Linked DNA regions of Mus musculus: region 1 is linked to region 2. The links are chromatin loops, found by intact Hi-C in ENCODE. Cell type or tissue: heart. All regions are shown on one strand. Each heading gives the region's core, and the rest is flanking DNA. Links, peaks and the distances in the headings are about the cores only.

The links. Hi-C counts contacts between places; a loop is a spot of excess contacts. Peaks named below come from ENCODE experiments on the same cell type or tissue, not always from the same donor. Only the 100,000 strongest peaks of a DNase experiment are listed, where the experiment ranks them.
Region 1: a loop joins it to region 2, with 5 times the contacts of the local background. A loop is called at or near these places in 2 of 42 quality-filtered maps.

Annotation. Positions count from the first base shown.
Region 1 is chrX:21,347,339-21,355,678 of GRCm38, forward strand. No RefSeq gene overlaps it. Among named protein-coding and RNA genes, the nearest start is that of Gm6938, 17 kb to the left of the region's middle. In heart, for the core only: CTCF peaks have their summits at 3,382 (motif pointing left) and 5,235 (motif pointing left); no DNase peak of the experiment used is centred there.
Region 2 is chrX:20,824,468-20,832,807 of GRCm38, forward strand. It overlaps a transcript of Araf not described here. Among named protein-coding and RNA genes, the nearest start is that of Araf, 20 kb to the right of the region's middle. In heart, for the core only: a CTCF peak has its summit at 4,582 (motif pointing right); a DNase peak (open chromatin) is centred at 4,674.

The sequences.
Region 1 (8,340 bases), core at 298-8,297, 520 kb after region 2:
ACCACATCTGGCTAGCTTTTTCAATTAACATGTGGTAATGTATAGCTTTATGAGGTACAGTGTGATGTTTCACACATGTTTACACAGTAACAAAGTCAAATCAGGGTAGTCATCCTATTCGCCCCCTCAAATATATTTTTCAAGTATTTATTTATTTAGTGTGTATCTGCACATGTACCTGCCACCATGTATATTTGGAGGTCAGAGGACAAATCTTGGGAGCCTGTCTCTTTCTGCCACCATGTAGGATGAGGGCTGAAACTTGGGTTTCAGGCCTGTTCATAAGTGCTTCTTCCTGCTAAGCCAACTTGCCAGTTCTCATCTCACTTATTTACACACACACACACACTCTCTCTCTCTCTGTATGTGTGTGTGAAGGATGTCAAAAACTCTCTTCTAGCTACTTTGTAATATGCAATGTATTGCTAACAATAGTTACCCTATTGTACAGTAGGACACTAGGAAGGATTCCTCCTATTGTGTCTGGAACATTATCCCCATTGACCTATCCTCGCTGCAGTCTTTGTATTGGGGTGATGCCACTTTTTAAGCTTCCACATACAAGTGAGCCATATATGCACTTTTAATAGGTCATGTTTGAGTTATACTACTGTTTTATAAAAGTTGGGAAGTTAGGAAAATTGTATCTCCTTTCTAGATCCCTGGCTTTCTTTGTAACAGGACTCACATGTGAAAGTGTACCTAGATATATTTTCACAGTACCCTGCCCACTGCAACACATGACTTGTGTTTTTTGTAAAAGAAGTTGTTGTGAGATTTCCTATGTAGAGATTATGTAGAATTCAAAGATTGGCCATTTTTATACATATAATCTTTTAATTATTTTTGTTTTTGCAGACAGATTTTTTTAAATTTTAATCTTTTTTTTACAGTCCGAATTTTGTCCCCCTTCCAGTACACTCACTGCCTGTTCCACATCCCATACTTCCTCCCCTGTCTCCACAAGGATATCCCCACCCCTGCACCCCCACCCCCACCCTACTTGACCTCTAAACTCCCTGGGGCCTCCCATCTCTTGAGCATCTTCTCTGACTGAACACAGACCCGGTAGTCCTCTGCTGTATATGTGTTGGTGGCCTCACGTCAGCTGGTGTAGGCTGCCTGGTTGGTGACCCAGTGTCTGAGAGATCTCAGGGGTTCAGGTTAATTGAGACTGCTGGTCCTCCTACAGGGTCACCCTCCTCCTCAGCTTCTTTCAGCTTTTCCCTAATTCAGCCACAGGGGTCAGCAGCTTCTGTCCATTGGTTGGATATAAATATCTGCATCTGACTCTTTCAGCTGCTTATTGGGTCTTTCAAAGGGTAGTCATGATAGGCCCCTTTTTGTGAGCACTCCATAGCCTCAGTAATAGTGTTAGGCCTTGGGACCTCCCCTTGAGCTGGATCACACTTTGGGCCTGCTGCTGGCCTTCTTTTCCTCAGGCTTCTCTCCATTTCCATTCCTGTAATTATTTCAGACAGGAACAATTATGGGTCAGAGATGTGACTGTGGGATGGCAACCCTATCCCTCACTTGATATTCTGTCTTCCTGCTGGAGGTGAGCTCTATAAGTTCCCTCTCCTTACTGTCAGACATTTCATCTAAGGTCCCTCCCTTTGATTCCTGAAAGTCTCTTACCTTCCAGGTCTCTGATGCATTCTGGAGGATCCCCCTACCTTCTACATCCCGAGGTTGCTTGTTTCCATTTTTTCTGCTGGCCCTCAGAGCTTCAGTCCTGTTCCCCCACCCAATACCAGATCAGATTCCCGTCTTCCCCTCCCTTTCCTCTTTCCCACCCAGGTCCTCCCTCCCCACTTCCTCTGATTGCTTTTTTCCAACTCAAAAATTATTTTAGATTTGTTATTTATTTATTTATTTATTTATTTATTTAGTGTTTTATGAGCATTTTGTATGTATATGCACTACATGTGTGAATAGTGCCTGCAGAGGTTTGAATAGGGGATTGGATCCCCTGGAACTTGAGTTATTGATGGTTTTGAGTCACTATGCGGGTGCTGGATGTGGAATCTGAGAGCTCTACAAGAGAAACCAATACTTTCAACCAACGAGTCATTTTTCTAGTTGGCACTGCCAACTTTTGATGGGTGGAAAATTTTAGTTTAGGGGTTTGGGTTCAAACATGGAATTCCACCATTTCTTTCAGGTGGTTTGTAATGTGAGTCATAAGACATCATATGGGTAACTGTAGGTTCAAATATTTTTTCAGCTCAATGAAAGACAGACTTGTAAAGAATACTGATAATCTACATCCATATTTGTTGTACACCCAGGAGAACATATAAGGTAGTGGAGGAACAGCACGATATATATTGAGCTACCCATGACTTACATGTTGTAGGAAGTACTATTCACATGTTTAATAGAACTGTGTTTAAAAGTGTATACAGCAGGATGGTAGTGGTGCACGCCTTTAATTCCAGCATTTGGGAGGCAGAGGCAGGCGGATCTTCAAGTTTGAGACCTGCCTGGTCTACAGAGAGAGTCCCAGGACAGCCAGAGAAATCTTGACTCAAACAAAACAAAACAACAAAAAAAAAAAATAAAACAAACCAAAGCAAAAGAAAACACGTACAATGAGTAGTAGTGGTGTGTTGATCTGTGAGGGATGCGGAGCCTCTCTGTGTTCATTCTTGATGAAACTCTCCACTGGATAAAAATTTGGCTTCCCTCTCCCCTCTAGTTGTGATGTATGTGTCTACTAAATAGACATTTTATTTCAGCTTTACAAAACCTTAACAAAGTCTATCCTTTTGAAATAATTTAATGCCAAATAACTCTTCATGCTTTGAGAATTTGGAAGGCTCTTTCATCTGAGAAGCAAATGTGTTTGCATTCATTTCTTTGATTTTCCTTTTTTGTTTGTTTGCTTGAGAAAGGTTTTCACTCTATGTCCCTGGCTGTCCTGGAGTTTGCTTTGTAGACCAGGCTGGCCTGGAACTCACACAGACCCACCTGCCTCCTGAGTACTAGGATGAAAGGCAAGCACCACCATGCCCACCTGGCTCTTTGATTGTTCTTAACACTAACTGGTAGTTTCGACTTTGGTCATCTTGCTGATGTCACTCATGATCCACGGGGCAAGTTAGTGCTTGGTCATTGAGAACTTGGTTTTTTTTATTTTGCTCTGGGTAAAGTTAGAAAGACTTTTAATTTGGTCTTCAAGCTTACCGTGATTTTTATATACATTAACACGGAAATTATGAATCTAGGTAGAAGGATATAGTGTCATAGAAAAGATTTCTTTGTAATAAAAAAGGATATTTATTTCAGTTTTTACAGAAGTCAAGGCTATTAAACCTCTGGACAGATTTAAAACTTGTACAATAATCTAGGCACGTGCTGTCCTCTAGTGGCAATGTTTGATAAAGCAAGACATTGCCTTGGCGACAAGATTAAAGTATATTGTTCCATGCTAGCTACTATAACAAAATACTTAAGCAGGATAATTTGTAAGCAACAGAAATTGCCTAACTTTTTGGGATTGGGACATCTAAATTTAGGGTGCTAGCAGATTTTGTACCTGGTATGGGATTCTCTCTTCTTTGAAGACAGTACCTTTTTGCCATAGTGGAAAGGGTGAAAAGGCCCTCTTAAAGCTGTTTGCCCCTTTCCCTTCAGAATTCTAATCTTATTTGTGAAAATAGAGCCCTTTCAAAGACCATGACATCTTACTATTATAACATTGGAGGTTTAGTTTTATTTGGGCACGCAACACACTCAGACTATAGCATTATTTTATATGTAATAACTGCTGTGGATAAATGGCAGTAGAAAGCTATGTGTTGGAACACAAGGTAAGTATACTGTTCTTATTCTAGATATTATAGTAGGATTATCAAGAGAAGAAGCAAATAGAAGGCATCTGCACCTGCATCTGTTTGTTATATTGAATCACCTTACATGACTATTAATTAACTCATCTGTTTTTACTTGGCATTTACTAGCCTGGGACCCATTTGCTTCTAGTTACTGCATTTGTATGTCTACCTGCAGTAAGGCTTGGTCTACAGAGAGGATTTTTAATAGCAAAATCTGAATTAATAAAGTTTCTACAGGGAAAAATAGAACTGATAGGATATGTGTATACATCCACATACATTTATATCCACAAATACACTCATATACTTATATGGGATTGATTCACTTGAAAAGATACAGTTATCAAGCTGGAGAGCCAGGAGAGCCAAAAGAGTATGTGGTTCTAGCCCAAGTATGAAGGCCCGAGAATGGGAATGATAACCGTGTAGCTTTAGTTTGAAAGTCAGCAGGCTTTCAAACTATGATGTTCCAGTTGCAGGGCAAGAGAAGGGTGATGACTCAGCTGTAAGGCACACAAGCAGGAGGATTTTCCCTTTCCTGTGATTGTTTGCTACATCCAGGCTTTCAACTCCTTCCATGATGCCTTCCTTATTATGGAGGATGTTACAATTAACACATGGTTTTAATGTCCGAATCTCTTGCTGTTTGATGTCATACATCATCTCAAGACTCAGTCAGCAAGAAGGTTCCCACCAAATACAGACTTCCAACCTCTGGAACCACAATAAGCTTCCTTTCTTTCATACCTCAGTACATTTGTGATACTTTGTTATTAGCATGGAAAATTAATTAACTACAAAAAAATTGACTACAAAGGGCAATAATCTCATTCCAATAATCTCATACAGAGTATGTGGCTTTTTTCATTGTACTGGAATTATTTCACAACTTTAAAGTTCTGGACTACTTATATTATAGTAATGTCAAATCATTGTGGTTTATAGATGCTAGAGGGAGAAAGACTGTCCCAGTCCTTTTCTGTTTTTCTTTGTTTCCTGGCCACTACATCTTCCCTCTTCTATGTCTTGTCTCATTGCAGGCCCAAAGGCAATGGGGACAACTAACTATGGACTGAAATTAAAGAAAACCCGAGCTAAATAATTCTTCTGAGTTGATTATGTCAAATATTTTTATCACAGCAATAGAAAGCTGACCAGTAATCTCTATGTGAAAACTTAGGCATGAGAGTGACATTCCACCAAGTAGACTCAGTTAAGCAAACTTCCTGCTGTGGTAGCTCATTTTGCATATAAACTCAGTTGTTGGGCTAGAGTGATGGTTTAGTGGTTAAGAGTATGATTGTATGATTGTTTTCCCAGAGGATTTGGGTTCATTTTCCAATACGCCTACGCAAGCATCTGTAACTGCAGATGATGTGTTGCCCTCTTCTGGTGTCTATGGGTACTACATGCATGTGTTTCACCTACATACATGCAAGTAAAAAACTCATACACATAAAAAAATATATCTAAAAAGAAAAAATATATTTGATTGTCCCCTTTATCCCGTGATGAAAACCATTTAACTACTCAGTCCAGTGCTCTAGATCTATGTCTGTGGCTTGATTCTTCTTTGAACTGTTTGTTTTGTGTTAAACAACCTTCCCTGGTTTACAGAGAAAACAATGGGGTCCAACCAAGTCTTTAATATTTATACTTTTGTATCTTTCAGAATTGAATAAGGAAAAAAATCAGGCAAAAAACTAGAATTAAATTTTAATGTAGTAGGTAACAAAACTGGTTTTGTCATCAGACTCTGTTTTCTTCTACAATAGATGACATCTTTATTCAGAATTTTGTTGAGGCTTTTGGGCTTAATTTCTCCACATTTCTTTGCATCTCTTGTTACTTTTAGAAAGAAATATCACAGTCTGAATGTGAAAATTACTTCTTTGATGTGTTCAATGATGGTCCAAATTTGCGTAAACTTCTACAAGGTGGGTCTTTTGTTTCTCAATGCTATATACTTAATTTGTGTAACAAATATAATTGACCTTGAGATAGCTTTACCAACGCATGATTATATACTTAATTACATTTTTTGAGGTGCTAGAAATCAAAGCACAGTAGGTGAGTGCTTTAGTACTGAGCTATACCTACAATCCTGTGTATTGCAAAATCAATACCTTGTAGGTAAGGTCTTAATCCAAATAAAAGGTACCATGTGCTGTATAATTAATAGATAATGGTAAAATACATTCCAGGTCAGAGAGAAAGCCTTATATTTTTATCCTGGGCTGGAAGCAACTGAGATATGTGAATGTACATCTGTAGCTATATTCATAATTAACATATTTCTGATAGATATCAAACATAAAAACTTTGCCTTAATTCAAATATTTTATTACCTGTTTTATAAACCTTTGTTAACCCTAAGGAGATCATGATAGTCTCCTAGAATATTTTATACTTGATCTTAGCCAAAAGGCTGAGAAGCGATCCTAGAATTTTTAAAATTACTTAATTTAATCCATACCCTGACTACAGTTTCCCTACCCCCCCTCCTATTCTTTCCCTCCTCACGAACCTCCATCCACGCTTCCTCGCTTTTCAGAAAAGGGGAGGCCTCCCATGCATATCAACCTGTCTTCCATTTCATGTTGCAGTAAGATGAGGCACACCTTCTTCTATTGAGGGTAGACAAGGCAGCTCAGTTAAGGGAGAGGGATCCAAAGGCCGAGGACAAGAGAGTCAGAGATATCTCCTGCTCCTATTGTTGAGGAGTTGCACATGAAGACCCAGTTGCATAACTGTGACATATGTGCACAGGGCCTAGATCAGTCCCATGCATGCTTGCTGATTAGTTGTTCAGTTCTCCGTGAACTCCTATCTGCGCAGGTTAGTTGATTCTGTAGGTTTTATTGTGGTGTCTTTGACCTCTCTGGCTCTTTTAGTTCTTCCTCCCCGCCTTCCGTAGTATTACCCAAGCTCTGCCTGATGTCTGTCTGTGGATCTGTTTCTATCAGTTACTGGAAGAAGCCTCTCTGATCATGGTTATGCTAAGCTCATGTCTGCAAGTATAGCAGAATATCATAACAGTGCCAGGGGTAGGCTTTTTCACAGCATGGGTCTCAAGCAAGTCCAGTCATTGGTTGGCTTTTCCTTCAAATTTTGCTTCCTCTTTTATCCCTGCACATCTTGTAGGCAGGACAAATTGTGGGTCTAAGGTTTTGTGGTTGGGTTTGTGTCCCAAACCCTCCATTAGAAGTCTTGGCCTGGTTATAGGAGATGGCCAGTTCAGGCTCCATATCCATCATTGCTACGAGTCTTTGCCAGAGTCACCCTCAGATTTCTGGCACTTTCCATTGGCCTAGTTTTCTAGCTCGTGTCAGAGACACCACCACCTCCATCTAGTAATCTCCCCCAGTATCCTCTCTGTCTGTTCTCCACCAAACTCATCCCTCCAGTTCACATTCCCTTGCCCATCCATACTCTGGTCTAGTTCCCTCCCCTCTGTAGAGGGGAGGAAATAGGTATGTATTCTATTTCCCTTTCATAGTGAGATTCATGAACTCTGCCCCCAGCCCTCCTTGTTACTTTGCTTCTTTGGGTCTATGGATTATAGCATGGTTATCCTTTATGACTAATATGCACTTATCAGTGAGTACACACTATGTCTTCTGGGTCTGGTTTATCTCACTCAGGATGATATTTTCTAGTTCCATCCACTTGATGTCTTTGTTTTTCATAGCTGAATAGTATATCCATTGTGTGGATGTGTCACATTTTCTGTATCTATTCTTCAGTTGAGGGTTATTTCCCTCATCTAGGTTATTTCCAGGTTCTGTCTATTGTGAATAAAGCTGCTATAAATATAGGCAAATGTTCTTGTGGGATGGTGGAATATCTTTTGAGTATATGCCCAGGAGTGTTATAGCTGGATCTTGAGGTAGAGTGATACCCAATTCTTATATTTTTGGTTGTGAGCCCAGCCTTTAATGGCTGAGCCATCTCTCCAGCCCAGATATCCAATTCTTAATCTTAGAGTGTGAGCCATTTGTGTTCTGTTCAAGTTGTCACCTATACCAATGAGTTTGAGGCTCTTTCCTACTTTCTCTTCTATTAGATTTAGTGTATCTAGTTTTATGTTGAGTTCCTTTATCCAGTTGGGCTTCTACATACAGACATTCAGTTAGACCAGCACCATTTGTTGAAGATGCTTTATTTCTTCCATTGTATTGTTTTGGCTTCTTTGCCAAAAATCAAGTGTCCATACGTGTGTGGGTTTATTTTTAGGTCTTCTATTCTATTCCATTCCATTGATAAACCTGCATATTTCTGTGCCAATACAATGTGTATTTTATCACTATTTCTCTGTAGTACAGCTTGAGGTCAGGGATGGTGATTCCTCCAGTTCTTTTATTGTTCAGGATTGTTTTGGCCATCCTGGGTTTTTTTCCATATGAAGTTGAGAATTGCTCTTTCAACATCTGTAAAGGCGTTTGCCAACACTGCCCGGCCTCTATTTTATTGATTTCAGCCCCGAGTGTGATAATTTCTT
Region 2 (8,340 bases), core at 60-8,059:
GCTGAATAGTATTCCATTATGTCAATGTGCAACATTTTATCTATTGCTCTCTTGAGAGTCATCTAGGTTGTTCCCAGTTTCTGCCTATTAGAAATAGAGCAGCAGTGAACATGGCTGAACAAGTGTCCCTGTGGTATGAGGGAGCAGCCTTTATGCATATGCCCAAGAGTGGTATCGCTGGGTCTTGAGGTAGATTGATTTCTAATTTTCTGAGGAACTGTGCTGACAGTCCTAAAATTTTGGTTTATTATTTTATTTTATTTTATTTTATTTTTTGGTTTTTCGAGACAGGGTTTCTCTGTGTAGCTCTGGCTGTCCTGGAACTCACTTTGTAGACCAGGCTGCCCTCAAACTCAGAAATCCGCCTGCCTCTGCCTCCCGAGTGCTGGGATTAAAGGCGTGCACCACCACACCCGGCTGAAATTTTGGTTTCTTAAAAAAGAAACCATAAATATTCTAAGAATGTGTTTTTGTTTTAATCCCAGGTGGGGCTGCTTTGGACTGACTACAGCACACTATGATTTGCCTCGAGCTGAGGTGTGGTTTCTGCCAGCTGCAGATAGTTTCTGGGACAGTGTGATGTTTGGAATTATTGGAACTTTTCAGAGGGTATATAAATGGGCTCTAAGAGGAGAGATTGGTGGTTGGTGGTAGTTTAGGGGGCGTTGGTTGCAGTTTGTTAGCTGGCCATGCTCAAAGAAGAAAAAAAAGGAAAAAATTAGGCTTAGGTACTTCTAATTCTTTCTTCCCACTCTATCCTTCCTTCTTTCCTTTCTAGTGATAGGGGGTGAAACTAGGGGGGATAAAGGGTGGGAAAAAGAAGAACCAACAAAGTAGCAAAAAACTAGCTACAAGAAACTGCCATGTGATTTCCAGAGTAGTTGTACAAATTTTCACTCCCTCCAGCAATGTTCCCCTTGCGAACATGTGCTGTCACTTGAGTTTTTGATCTTAGCCATTCTGACAGCTGTAAGATGGAATCTCAAAGTTGTTTTTATTTGTATTTCTCTGATGGCTAAAGATGTTGAATGTTAAGTGTTTCTTGAAGAGATCCATATATCTGCTTCTGCCTCCTAAGTGCTGGAATTAAAGTACCATTTTTTTTTTCATCTGTGTGTGTGTGTGTGAGTGTTTGTGTGCGCGTGTGTTCATGCCTGATACTTATAGCCCAAAGGGTGTCACAGTCCATGAAAGAGAGCCCAGAGAGTGTAGCATCCCTTGGAACTGGAATTAGAGGCAGTTGTGAGATGCCTAATTCGGGTGGTGGGAATTATACCTAGGTCCTCTGGAGGAACAGTAACCACTCTTAGCCATGGAGCCATCTCTGTAGTCTCTCTATTCATTCTTTCATCCCTCCCTCCCCCTCCCTCCCTCCCCTCCCCTCCCCCCCCCTCCCCTTCCCTTTCCTTCCTTCTTTCCTTCTTTCTTTAGAGGCAGAGTTTCACTCTGCAGTCTTGGCTGACCTGTAATTCACTATGTACACCAGCTTGGCCTCAAACTCATACAGAGACTTTGGCCCCGTTCCCCTTGGTTGCTAGGATTAAAGGTGGGCATCACCACTCCTGGCTTACTATTTATTTTAAATCAGAGTTGTATTATGTTGTTCAGACTAAGTCTCAAACTTCTGGTCCAAGCAACTGCAGTACTCTGTACTCTTCTATAGTGCTCCTTTAAATAAAAAAGATTTTATGTGTATGGGTGTTTTGCTTACATGTATGTTTTAAAATAATAACAGTTGTGTGTCTTTTGTCCAGGAACTGAATGATCAAGGTGAGGTAGAAACTCCAAATTGGGATTAAAAATTTATACAACAGTGCAGCGCTTTCAAAGGCCAGAAGGCATCAGATCCCCTGGAACTGGAGTTATAGATGGTTTTGAGCCACCATGTGGGTGCTGAGAATAGAAAGAATCTGCATCCTCTAGAAGAGCATTCAGTGCTCTTAACTGCTGAACCATCACTCTAGGCCTCTGTAATGTAATATTTAATGACATATTTATTACCAACCATTCTTTTGAGACAAGGTCTCGTGAATTATAGGCTGGCCTCAAACTAGCTAAGGCTGACCTTGAATTCCTGATTCTCTTCCTTCCATCTTCCAGATGATAGGGTTACAAGTATGAGCTACCAATCCCAGCTGTGTTACCGATATAAGTTAAAGGTAATGGAATCCTTTGGAACGTTGTAAGATGCCACACTATTTTGCCTTTTCTTTATTCAAGTAATGTCCTGAAATGGGTCTATTTTTGGTAATGATAGATTAAGTATTTATTCCATAGTCTTTTATGGGGCATCTTCCCACTTATAAAACAGAATTAGTCTAAGATTTTTGAACATTTTTTTCCATTAAGAGTTGTCATGGGGGCTGGCAAGATGGCTCAGTGGTTAAGAACGCCAACTGCTCTTCTGAAGGTCCTGAGTTCAAATCTCAGCGACCACATGGTGGCTCACAACCATCAGTAACGAAATCCGATGCCCTCTTCTGGAGTGTCTGAAGACAGCTACAGTGTACTTACATATAATAAATAAATCTTTGGGTTTTTGTTTGTTTGTTTGTTTGTTTGTTTGTTTTTCGAGACAGGGTTTCTCCATAAAGCCCTGCTGGCTGTCCTGGAACTCACTTTGTAGACTAGGCTGGCCTCAAACTCAGAAATCCACCTGCCTCTGCCTCCCAAGTGCTAGGATTAAAGACGTGAGCCACCACCGCCCAACAGTAAATCTTTAAAAAAAAAAAAAAAAAAAGAGTTGTCACTATGGTTGGAGACACACAGCTTTAGTGATAGAGGGATTTGTCTATAATTTCTGAGAGCCAGGGTTTTATTCCTCAGGATTCCAGCATCAAAACAGTTTTCTAAGCCGGGCATGGTGGCGCACGCCTTTAATCCCAGCACTCAGCAGGCAGAGGCAGGCGGATTTCTGAGTTCGAGGACAGCCTGGTCTACAAAGTGAATTCCAGGATAGCCAGGGCTACACAGAGAAACCCTGTCTCGAAAAACCAAAACCAACCAACCAAACAAAACAGTTTTCTACTAATTTCTTCCTGTGTTACTTCCCTAAGAAAGGCAAATAGCTTCCAAATGTTTCTAGGCTACTCTAGTAGCTTCTTGAAGGGGACAAACAGGAAAATATGGTATGTATTTTATTAGACCTCACACCAAAATAAAATTCCACCAATATAAAAGCTTTAATGCAAAACAAAACACCATGGAAATATAAAATTAAAATTAAAAAACAAGGGCAGAGCTTTGTATGGTGGTGTACATATGTTCAATTTACTATTGTGATATGTCTCTTAATGTATTTTCACCATTCACACATCTGTGTATTTTCAATATTGTTTTCTAAGCATTTCCATTTCTCTACATCTTTTAAGTATATTTTAAAGTGAGACTAGCAATCTTAGAAGAATAAAGGCAGGAAGATCCTGAGTTTGAGGCTAGGCTAGGCTACATAGTGAGGCGCACCCCCCATTTCAAAAAAGAGTAAAGGAAGAAAAAGAATTTTTTATGATTGAGAAATCAGCATTCATGAAAGAAACAATGAAATCCCTTAGCATTTGATTATTTGCTGTGCTTCTGAAGTTTCTGTTGGTCTTTTATTAAGACAGTTCTGTGTGTTTTACAGCGCTTCAGACCAAGCTCAGAATCATACATAGGAAGCAATTGCTGTGACACTGGGCTGTAGAATCAGGCTCTAAGAAAATTAAAAAAAAAGGAAATGAGATCGGGGAGCGCTCATTCTCTTACACGTTATTTTTATTCGCTTGGAAATAACACAACAGCATCTTTCTAAGTTAGCACATTCCTTTAAATGACGGTGTTTAATGAGTTTGTGGCTGTCTATGCAGAAATGTCTTTGATTACTACTCTTTTTTTAACTAATAACACACGTGAGGAGTGAAGAATCAGCCTTATATCGACACTAACAATTTCTAAATATCTGTATCAAAGGGTTTCAGACTCATAATCCAATTGCTTTTATAACATCCTCTGCTCCAACTATAGCTGGAGTCAAGGGGCTCTGAGAAGAAAACTGTCAGAACACTACCCAGGTAGATTTGAAGTCTGATATTTAAAGAACAAAGCAGAACTACAAATGTTTGGAGTAGCAGAGAGCTCAGTGGATAAAGATATCCAATATCAAGCCTGATCGACTGGGGGAAGGAGAGAACTGAGTCCCTGGGGATGTCCTCTGACCTCCACATGTGCCTGCTCCATGGTATGCATGCACACACATATGTACGATAAATAAACTAATTAATTAAAATACATATGTTTATTAATATTCTGAAAATAATAAAGTTAAGAATGTTAAAAACCACAGTTTTGCTTTTCAATATGATGATTTTTTAAAAAAATTATACTTTAGTTATCCATTAAAAAAAACAAACTTTAATTCAATAACACAAAAGAGAGGGGGAATGAGCTTTCTAATGTGGTTACCTAAATAAATTTTCTAAGCTGTTTCTAACTGGCATTTAAACTCAGATGGATACTTGGTTCTTTTTCTTTGGCTCTTAGAATTTTGTCCTTCACTATGGCTAATTTCTTTCCAGAAAATTCCCTAGATGGAATTTGGTGCATAGCCCAGCAGAGGGCCCCATTTCCATTTTCTGAGTGACACCCAGCATACACCAAACCACTGCGACAACAATCAGCAAATCAGCAGCGAGGACTGCTGTCCTCCTACATTCCACCTACGTGGCTGGGGCTATTGGGTTCCAGTTCCAGCTGCTGAGCTTAGGACAGATGGTGTCTGCAATTCCTTTCAGCCATGGAGGCGGAGATAGACGTGGTTTCTAAAAATAACTAGTGGTTCTGGAGGAGTCCTATTTTGTTAAAAGCATGCAAGTAGTTTTTGTTGCAGCTTTTATCCCTCTAAGATTCCTATCCTCGTTTTAAAATATACTTAAAAGATGTAGAGATATAGAAATGCTTAGAAAAACATATTGAAAAGACACAGATGTATAAGTGCTTGGTGAATGCACGTTGAGAAACATTTCACAATAGTAAATTGAACAAATTACAATTGAGTTTATTACAGCTTGTTTTTATTTTTGTTTTGTTTTGTCTTGTTTTGAGATAAGGTAGGTCCCAGGCTGGCTTAGAACTCATGACTCTCCTGCCTTAGCTTTCCAAGTGCTGGGATAAAAGGCATGAACCACCAACCCAGGCTCAGAAATGTGTGTGTGTGTGTGTGTGTTACAGTAGTAGAAAGCTGTCTCATAGATGGACCAGTGGGGACCCATCCAGTTGGCCTCTCTCTATTCCTTATCCACAGATGTAGGGCATCGCTGGAATGAGGACCCATGAGCTCCTATTAGCCAAGGCAAATTCTCAAATTTATGGCCAACTCCCATATAGAAAGACAGAAGTTTAGAGCACTATTTCCAGGTTTTGTGCCTTGCATTGAAGAAGAGGAAGGACTAGTTTTTATGGCTAGCCTTAGGAAAGCCAAGTAAGAGAAGGGGCAGGGGACAAGGTCAGAAAGGTCTTGCTTCAACTCAAAGTACAGAATACATCAATTCTCTATATAATTTGTGGCAGTGTGTTCTGAGCCTGTATCACTAAGGAGTTTCTTTCTTTCTTTTTTTTTTATTAGGTATTTTCCTCGTTTACATTTTCAATGCTATCCCAAAGGTCCCCCATACCCACCCCCCCAATCCCCTGCCCACCCACTCCCCCTTTTTGGCCCTGGCGTTCCCCTGTACTGGGGCATATAAAGTTTGCAAGTCCAATGGGCCTCTCTTTGCAGTGATGGCCGACTAGGCCATCTTCTGATACATATGCAGCTAAAGACAAGAGCTCTGAGGTACTGGTTAGTTCATATTGTTGTTCCACCTATAGGGTTGCAATTCCCTTTAGCTCCTTGGGTAATTTCTCTAGCTCCTCCATTAGGGGCCATGTGACCCATCCAATAGCTGACTGTGATCATCCACTTCTGTGTTTCTTCTTCAACAAAAGAAAACCCTGGCCAGGCGGTGGTGGCAGCACACACACACACCTTTAATCCCAGCACTCAGGAGGCAGAGGCAGGCGGATTTCTGAGTTCGAGGCCAGCCTTGTCTACAGAGTGAGTTCCAGGACAGCCAGGGCTACACAGAGAAACCCTGTCTCGAAAAAAAGAGAAAAGAAAAAAAGAAAACCCTGAAGCACAAACATTAAGTAATTAAGAGGTGACTCTAGTAGTGGCATGAATTTATAATCCCTGAACTGAGAGGTGGGACAAGGAAGATTGTGAGTTCAAAGCAATCACTGTCTCAAAAATGGGGTGATATATTTTACTATATTAAGATGCATTCTTCATAAAATTATACTGTAATTAGGTCTAAGAGATAAACCACAAAATGAAAGAAAATAAAAATAAAAATCCTCTTATTTACAATGTAAAAGTGCAAAACAGAATAAAAACTAAGGACGCAACAGGAAGCAGGCAGTATAGGAGCAGAACCCATAACCTAGGACATTTTAAAAATGACATATTATTGTCATTTGTTGTGCTTGCCTCCCTAGGCTTCATGTATTAAAATTAAATTTTCATCAAGAGAGTGGAAATTTAATCTGACTGCATTATTTAGAATTAAGGTTTTATTATTTTTAAATTGAAAATAGATTCTTATTCTCATACCCTATATCCTGTTTAATAAGATAAAACAAAGTACGCCACATGGAAGCTGGACCAGGCAACCCAACAGAAGTAAAAGAGACTGGGGAGCAGGAACAAGAATCAGAAGTCCACTCATTCACACACTCAGAAGTTCTATAAAAATACTAAGTGGAAAGCTACAGTATATATGCAGAGGACCTGGTGTAGACCTGTGAACGCTGTGTTTGCTGCTTCAGTCTCTGAGACTTCATATGAGCCTTGTTTACTTTTACAGACCTTGTTTTCCTGCTGCTCTCCATGCTTTCTTTCTGCCTCCTCTTCTGAAGGTTCCCCTGAACTCTGAAGAAAAGATTGGATGGAGACATCATCTCATTTACAGTTGTGTGTTCCAGGGATCTCTCCCTCCCTCCCCCTCCCCTCTGTGTGTGTGTGTGTGTGTGTGTGTGTGTGTGTGTGTCTGCACAAGCGGGAATGCATCTGTTTCGATCTGCTGCCAGAGGAAGCTTCTCTGATGATGGCTGATTAAGGCATATAGCAGAATATCATCAGGAGTCATTTTATTGACACCCCCCCCATTTTTTAGCAATATTATGTGGTTTTATCCCAGGTCTCTTGGCTATCTGGTCTCTAGTTCTTGGTCACCCAAGCAGTGCCAGGTATAAATTCCTTCCATGGAGTGGGCCTTAAGTCAAATTAGACATTTGTTGGGAACTTCCACAAGTTCTTTGCCACCATTGCCCTATCATATCTTGTATGCAGGACTGATTATAAGCTAGAGTTTTTTTGTAGCTGTGTTAGCATTTACATCTTTCTCTTGGTAGCTTGCAGAGTACCTTCTCACACCAAAGAGACTAGGACATAGGAGTGAATGCTTCATGTTGGCACCAGCTCTAATTTTCCATACAATAAGCTGTGTGGGTATTGTCCTCAGCAATGGGTCCCAGTTGTCAGCCTGGGTTGTTTAGAGATTTCCATGGGACCCTGTTGGCAAAGAACTCAACTGAATGCAGCTCAGCCTCAGTATTGGAAGCTTCCTTTTATGACAAGAGGTGGCCAGTTGCGACTTCATCTCCACGAATATTAGGACACCTTATTAGGATCACCTTCATATATTTTAGAAAGTTTCCACTGCACATGATTTCAATACCATCCCCCAAATGCCCTGCAATTCCAGCTGTCTCTCCCTGCAATCCTTCCTTTAAACCCATCTCCACTTCCTCTTGTCACCTTAACTTGTTCCCATCCCCCACCCCCAGTCCACCCATAAGATATGTTTTATTCACCCCTCCCAAGGAGATCAGATCCATGTGTTCCCCACTCTACACCCAGCCTTTCTGGGTCTACAGATTGTAAGTTGATTACCATTTATTTAATGGCTAGTATCCACATAAAAGCAAATGCAAACCATATTTATTTTTCTGAGTCTGGGTTACCTCACTTAGGATGATTATTTCTAGTTCCATCCATTTGCTGCAAATTTCATGATTTCATTCTTTTTAACAGCAGAATAATACTCCATTGTGTTAATAAATCACATTTCCTTTTATCCATTCTTCTGTTGAGGGACATCTAGGTTATTTCCAGTCTCTGGCTATTATGCATAAACCAGCAATGAACATGTTCAAGCAAGTGTCCTTGTGGTAGGATGCAGCATCCTTTGGGTATATGCCCAACAGTGGTATAGCTGGGTCTTGAGGTAGATCCATTCCCAACTTTCTGAGGAATCTCCATACTGA